2 separate regions of the Homo sapiens genome follow, and region 1 is linked to region 2. The links are chromatin loops, found by intact Hi-C in ENCODE. Cell type or tissue: psoas muscle. All regions are shown on one strand.

Region 1 (4,000 bases), 180 kb before region 2:
CATGAATCTCAGCCTTTTCTACCACGTATTGGAGTGAAACATCAACTTACTGTCATGGGGGAGAATGGCTTCCTATATTCTATCAATCATCTGGGTGAAGAATTACAACATACTCCTATGGCTATGGCCAGTCATAAGGACCTAAATGTGGAGACAACTCATAAATAATAAACCATCCAATTATTTGACAAGGTCTTTCTATTTGCTAAGAAAACTTGCCCATCAAAATCTGTAGAGAATTGAACTATCTTCTCCAAAGGCAAAGACAAGTCAGACACTGCAGACCCTCATGTACCTCAGCTGTAAAATACATGCAATTGCAAGGTCCATCTCAGTTGACCTCTGACTCCTTAGCTTCAAGTGGCTTCTTGTTGTCATTACTGGATTGTGGTGGTTTCTTCCTTAGCTCTGTAGTACAGCTTCTTCACTCCACATGAAACATGTTTACTGCCTCTCTCCCACTTGCTGTCTTCACTGTGTGAACTGAGTCTATTTTTAGGTCCTGCCTATTCTTCTGTCTCAGTCTTGGTCCTCAGAGAAGACCACCACCCAGGTCGGAGAGCTGTCAAAACAACTCACCAGTATCTGAGGTACACTTTCCCAGTCACTGAGAAATCGACTTCCATTAAAAAGCAAATTCGGGAAGGGAAAATGTATTTCACTGTTACATCTTTCCAAGCTTCACCATATCCCAACACAAATGAACTGGATTGTTAAATTTAAACACTGGGTCTGTATTCCTCCAGAATCGTAGGAGGAACAGTGCCTCCCAAAAACTTTCTCAAAGTGAAGGAGAAATTGCTCTCAAATGCTAGTTATAAATGTGTAATCTGAACTCCAGCCACTCTACGGGGCAGCAGAAGAATTTATGATGTGCTAAATATTTCCTTTGTTCTTCCCAGTGGTAGCCTGCTGTAGCAATTAGAAAGCAACTGGCTCCACATAGAAACTGCTAGAATTTTCTCAAGAATTGTTGATAACTGTTCAACAGGCTCAGTGAACAGGATTTTCTTATTGTGCAGAATTCAGATTTTTAATTTCCTTTCAAGGTCCTATTTTCTAAAATATTTTCTAAATTTTTCTTCCTTCTTCCCTGCTGCCTTTCCATTGCCCCCTTTATAAGGAGAGAAGAGAGGTCAAGATGACTGCTGTAAACCAATGGAAGCCCAAGGTCTTCGACTTCTAACACTGCAATCCTTTTTAAAGCCATATAAAGGTCCTTTGTGTTGCTATCAAAAACACCTCTGACCTCCTCTTTCTTGTTTTCATATAAAGTGACAGCTCTGTCCCATCCTTCATAAAAAGGCAAAAAAAAAAAAAAAAAAAAAAACCCTGCCAATACCATCCTTCTTCAGAAGCCAGACACTATTAATCATCAGCAGGAGGCAGTATGGCTTCAATTAGCTACACAGTGTTCAATAAATTCTCAGTTATTCTGAGTGTGTGTGTGTGTGTGTGTGTGTGTGTGTGTGTGTGGTGGTGGCCTTAGTGCTGGACAATGTTCTATCTGCTTTACATGGATTAATTCTGTGAAGATGGTGCTATTACTATGCCCATTTCAGAACTGAAGAGATAGAAATACAGAAAAGCTAAATAATGTGCTCAAAATCACACAGCTCATTAGTGGCAGAGCTGAAAATAGTTCCAAAGTAAAGGTCCCTGACTGAGAGAGCAAATGTCTTTGAAAGGCAATTTGGCAGCATGGGTGAGGGCCAGATTGTAACATCTGCCACTCACTCAGGCTATGTAATCCCAAGCAAGTTACATAACCTCTGTGTGCCTCAGATTCATGGTCTACATAATGGAGTAACAGTAGTACCCAGCTCACAGAGTGTTTGTGAAGATTAAATGAGAAATACATATTAAGCGCTTAGAACAGTGCTAGGCATATGTTAAGCACTATGTAGAGGTTATGTTTTATAATCCACACCAGTTTTTCAAAGAGTAAGTCTTAGTATATACAGAAAATTAGCTGCCTCGGTATCTCCACTCTCTTTATTTAATAGGTATGACTCACCAAGCTAGTTGGAAGAGATGAGATGAATGAGATACCGTATCTAACCTGAGGTGTATAATGGTTTCATGAAATAAAAATATGTACACAAATTATAGGAAAATATAATACATACTCTAATACATGCAGGTTAAGTTTTTTACATGACAGAGGGAGTGTGAACTCCACCTTTCAGATGGAGAGATGTTTAGGAAAGGCTTCTAAAAAATTGGAGCCATAATCCTATGTATTATGAATGTGATTAGGACACTTTCAAAGATAAGCATTGAAGGAAGAGGAGGAATTAGCTGTAAGTGGGGTAGGAAATCCCAGGATTGGGAACAGCATAGGAAAGGCGGAAAGGAAGGAAGGCATGGTGGATGCAGGAAATCGCTTGGTAACGAAGTATGTGTGTGTTTGGATATTGAACAAAGCAGGGAAGATGTGACTAGAGACTTTCAGAGCCCAATTCATGCACTGTTGCCATTATTCTCCTGAAGGGCCACCCTGATCAAGACTCTCCCCTATTAAAAGACCTCAGCATTTCTCCAGTGCTGTGGTTTGAATTGTGTTCCCTCCAAAATTTGTGTTGAAATCCTAAACCCCGGTACCTCAGAATGTGTTTGAAAATAAGGTTATTGTAGATATAATTAGTCAAGTCAGGATGAGTTCTACTGGAGCTGAGTGGGTCTGTAATCCAATATGACTGCTGTCCCTATAAAAGGGAGAAATTTGAACAGAGACACACTCACAGGGAGAATGCCATATGAAGATGAAGGCAAAGATTAGGGTGAGGCATCTACAAGCCAAGAAATGCCAAAGATTGCCAGCAAACCACAAGGAGCTAGGAGAGAAGCAGGGAACAGATTCTCCCTCAGAGCCTCCAGAAGGAACTAACCCTGTAAAAACTTAGATGTTGGACTTCTAGACTCCATAACTGTGAGGCAATAAATTTCCATTGTTTAAGTCACCCAGTTTGTGGATACTTCTTACCAGCAGTCCTAGCAAACCAATACACCCACCAGCACAACATTTTTACTGCATTTTTAAATTTTTTTCCTTGGATTTTCTAAGATAACATACCAGGTTGCGAATTGGTAAGGAATGTGGGAAATTAATAGGGAGGTAAGAGGACTATACCTACCCTAGCTTTCTTCTTGACATTCAAGAATGTTATGCTTCCTTCTCCGGCTGATGAGAAGCACTACAGCACTTACTACTCTGAGAACACACTCTTTATTCTCTTGCATCCTTGCCTTGATTCTTAATTTTTTCTTACATATAGAACATATTTTCTTGCCATGTAATTATTGCTCAGATTTCTTTGACTCATTCTCAAAAACCCAGCTGAAGTGTTCCCTCTTCTACAAAGCATTTATCTGAGACTGGCTCTTATATTTTCTTTTTTTTTTTCTTTATGGTGCTTTAAATCATCTGTCATGTACCAGACAAATCAGCAAGTCTTCTACTTGTCTTCTGACTCTGAACAAAATGTGCAATCCTTTAGAGCAGGGACAATAAGTATTTCATTCTTCATTTATTCTAGAAATTATTATTATGGTATTTGACTTATGGTAAATGTTTGCATATTCATTGTACTTTGTAGTGAAACTCTAGTGAGCATAATTAGTGATTCATTCAGTAATTTAGTTCTGCATTATTGTGGTTGGAGTCCAATTAGACATATGTTATTCCAGCTAACATTGTCCGTTGTTTGCTGATAGCCTGTTTCTTTAATTTTATAATACCTGTTTTAATATTCTTATGTACTAATTCTGTCATCTTTTCATTGCTGGGTCTGTTTCTATTGACTGATCTTTCTCCTCATTATGGCTTTTATTATCCTGCTACTTTGCTTGTTTGATAAGTTTTGATTGGATGCCAAAGATTGTAAATTTTGTTTTTGAGTGCCGGATTTTTTTTGTATTTTAAAAAATGATTTAATCTCTGTTCTGGCATACAGATGAATTTTAGGAATCAGTTTTAAGATTTGCTTTTAGGCTTTAC
Region 2 (4,000 bases):
GTGGCAAGAAATGCTGTAAAAGAACCTGGAGGTATTTCACAGCTTTGGAGATGAAGGGTGCTTGATAGATTACTAGACAAGTAGTCTTACTAAACTGCTCACCAAGTGCCCCCATAACCTGGATCCTTGGGTCTTCTTCCTATATCCGTGCAACTGAGGCTACTGTGTTAGCTTACAAGCAGGGTAAAATCTCAGACTTTTTGTGATTCTTGCTGCCTACTTATGTGTACTCATGCTGAGAAGAGTAGAAGACACGAAGAAAGGAAGTATGTAAGCAGCTTCCTTGTGCTAAGAGTTATGGAGAGGGAGTAGACAAAGTAAATGTAAAGGATGCACCCCATGAAACTGCAGTAATTAATTTATTTTCTTGATTTTAAAAATACGTATATATGTGGCAAGACTTCTACCAAACTTAACAGGTGTCATTACTGACTAAATCTTGATTCGCATATTACTTTGAAGGATATTCATGCATCCAACAAATACCAGTGTAGTACTGACAATGGGAAAGTCACTGCTATTTAATATATCAGCTGTCAATAGTTCATAATAGCTTCACTTTTATCAGAATGTGTGGCTGACTCTCATAGATTGATGGACTCAAAAGCACTGTATAGAGGTTTTGGAGGTCAGGGTGCCATTTTCAACATTTTAAAACAAGGGAAATTAAGAATTTACCCATAGTAAGGCTGTACTGGTTTTTAAGAATATCCAGTTCCTTTGATTTTGGCTATCTTATTAACTATTAATAATTCGTACCTACAGGATGTCATAATAATTAGCAGCATTGAATGATTGCTATGTGCTTGGTTTTAAACATGGGGTAATGAAAACCGTTATTGTTAAATAAAATATATATGGAAGATGGAGTCTTTCAGAATGTGTGGTTCATATTCAAAAATAAATACTGGCACTCTGAGATGGAAACCTCTATGTTTGTTCCCAGGTCACATAATTAATTGGTGGCAGTATGCTGGAACCAGAAGGGCATCCTAGACATCTCTGTTTATAAAATGTTATTAAAAATCATCTATGCAATTTTCCCACTTGGTTATAATGGTACAAAGTAAAGGGATACCATTTCTCTGTTTCTAGGAACACTTTGGTGTCCTGGTGTAAGCTGAGATAAAGATTATATTTCTCATCAGAAAAATTATAGTTATTTGTACTCTTTAAAAATTGAAACTGCAAATGACATTTGTTTTCACGTTTATATTTATAAAGTCTTCACCACACTTTGTTTGTTGTTCCTACCTCGCCCCGCTTTAAGATTAGGGAAGAAAATTACAATCCACCCAGGCTTCTTTAATGCATGAAGAACTTATTCTCCCAGAGTTTTAGGCAAGGTTCACTGGGCCTCTATTGTAACAGGAACAGACATATATTTTGCTTCAGTGAGTGTTTCTTGAGCTCATAAGCATTTTGAAAATATTGAATGACTTACAGTCCCTTAAGAAAGTAGCCATTTAAAAAAGCATATTCAGTTGAACTTTAAAAATATAATTTATACCACAATACTCAACAGGCTCCAACTGCTTGAAAGTATTTGGCTGCAAAGACATTATTTTTAGTGATCCTAACCATACTAGGAACAAAGAATTGCGTCTGTCAAAATGGGATCTCTGGCGCTCTAAAATAATCCACATGCTTTGTGAACTTTGATGAAGTCAGGCAGCTCTCTGTCATATAAATATCATAGTGGCATCAAAACCTGGGCTGACCATGTGCTGCAGGTGGAATGCACACACTCACCCAGTTTCGCAGCAGAAGCAGCTGACACTAGTAGGGAGACAGCGCCGTCTTCAGTTCCTAAAGCCATTGGGGCGTCTGTGTGCTGTCCAAACCTGAAATAGGTAAATGATTCTTCATTCAATCCTCCCTTGAAAATGAAAATGACTTCAGTAAATACTTGTGCTACAAATTACTCAGATGCAGTATTTACTCTTTTCCTGTACGTCACTGTATCATTTAGAGCCAAACTGTAAAGATTATGAGAAAAAAAGAAATAAACTCAGTGTTAGATAAACAAATTAGAGACAGGAAATGCTACACTGAAATACTGTCTGAAGAACTTATGAAATGAGTTTAATCTTTCTTTTAAGATCTGTTAAGACATTTTTGAAGGGATGAGAGATGAGTTGGAAGATACTGTTTTCTTTAAAGAAAATAATTATTTTTCATAAGCTATTAGAATAAAAGGGAATGTTAATATCAGATAATAGCATTATTATCTGATTTTATTATCTAATCATTAAGATTACTCACATTATCCTTATCTCTTGAATTTATCTATTCTTGTTTCATTTTCATTTCATTAGAAATTAATATATCCCTCTCTTTCGTAAACATAAAAGACTTTATTTTATAAAATATATTACATAAAATGTTAACATCTGTGTGAGCATTTATAATTGTGTTCATCCCTTCAGTCTACCTCAGATGAAAATATATACAAAATAAATTAAATAAAAATGTCTGTAATTATCTTTCCATTTTGTTGACATACATGTGTACCTAAAACTAGAAGAGAGCCCTGTACTTTTTAGAGTGAAGTAATAATGAAAGTGAAATCTTACATACCTTGTCTTATCCAAAAAAACGAGAACAAACAAAAATGTAAAATGTTGGTAGGGAACTTTAAATGAATACCATCCTTATTGATATTAACTTGCCATAAAGTGTTTCTCCTACAGAAATGTTTTGCTTTAAAGAAATTTAAAGTAAAATTTGCTTTTTGAAAATTTAATGCAGGGATTTAATTCTGAGTGGTTTACAACAATGGGTTATGAATGTATCACCATGACAGCAGGTTGCTAGAGTCTAGGAGTCAGGAGATGTGGCTTCATTAAAAGCACCTCCAGATAATGCCCTACGTTAGATTTCACTGAAAGACAGGAGCTGCTGATGAGGGTGACCTCTGACATCAAGTCATCTTACTATAAACAGAAGGGCGTGGAAAGCCATTGGTCGGAACCAGGAGTGTTTACTATCCAGGTCTCCTCCTATTTAACCTACATAACTGCACTGCTCCTGGAGCCCGAAGGTTCACGCCAGAGCAAGGTGCTTTTAAGGCTACCTGGGTGTTGGTTAGAGACTATAAACCTCTCAGAGCATTCTGTAAACCTCGACACAGTTTCATTCTACTGACAATGGAGACTGGAATTTATTGGCTGCTGAACTTCACACACACGCACTACAGAACTGACTTCCAAATACAGCTGGAATAAATTTCAGGTTTTGGGGTTTTGAATGAGGTAAGTTGCATTTAGCTTTTGGTTGAAGCGTTATCATTATTATTATGTTCCATGGGCAGTCACACATTTAAGTGTAGGCAGTTCTATCTCAGAGAAAAATATTTTTCTTGTTAAAATAGGTTGTTTAGATTTTTCACAGTTTTTTAGTACAAGGATGATAGAAGAAACTTGTACATAGGAACTGAGCAAGCCAATCAATTAGAGAAAATCCCTGATCTGTTTATGGCTAAAGTGTGAAACACACTTCGTCTTTGTTTACTTTATAAAATTCAGCTATTCAAATTACATTATGTTAATGTTGGGAGAAATGCAGGTAACGTGATAAGTGATAATAGATTACATTTCACTACAAAACTTTTAACAGTCAACTTTGTTTTCCCCTAATAGTACATGCTACTGCAGGATTTTAAAAAACTAATACCAACTATTTAAATGAAAGGCTTTTTTCTGCATAATTTGTTTTGAAATTTGTGCTGAATTTGAACTTTTCATTAGATTTGAGATGTAGTCATCTTGATAGATATGTCATATTTTTAAGAGAATGAGTGTTTCCCTCCATTTATGGAACTATTTTTTCCTGAAACCATAATAGTAAGATCAAGTTTAATTTTAACTTTTTAAAGAATCCTGTAGTGTTTAGTGAGGTTTACCTTCCTTTAGATGTGTACTGAGCACATACTTTGATTTAAAACCTTGATGTGGAAGGCTTTGGTATGCTTTGGTTTAAATTATTTAAATATATCTTT

Evidence for each region. Peaks named below come from ENCODE experiments on the same cell type or tissue, not always from the same donor. Only the 100,000 strongest peaks of a DNase experiment are listed, where the experiment ranks them.
Region 1: it touches region 2 in a loop (3-fold over the local background); 5 of 110 quality-filtered maps call a loop at or near these places.

The regions. Positions count from the first base shown.
Region 1 is chr6:133,190,641-133,194,640 of GRCh38, forward strand. No RefSeq gene overlaps it. Among named protein-coding and RNA genes, the nearest start is that of EYA4, 49 kb to the right of the region's middle. In psoas muscle, no CTCF peak of the experiment used is centred here; no DNase peak of the experiment used is centred here.
Region 2 is chr6:133,367,030-133,371,029 of GRCh38, forward strand. All of the region lies in intron 2 of EYA4 (EYA transcriptional coactivator and phosphatase 4), which reads left to right. Among named protein-coding and RNA genes, the nearest start is that of EYA4-AS2, 88 kb to the right of the region's middle. In psoas muscle, a CTCF peak has its summit at 1,798; a DNase peak (open chromatin) is centred at 1,772; H3K27ac peaks cover 3,573 bases.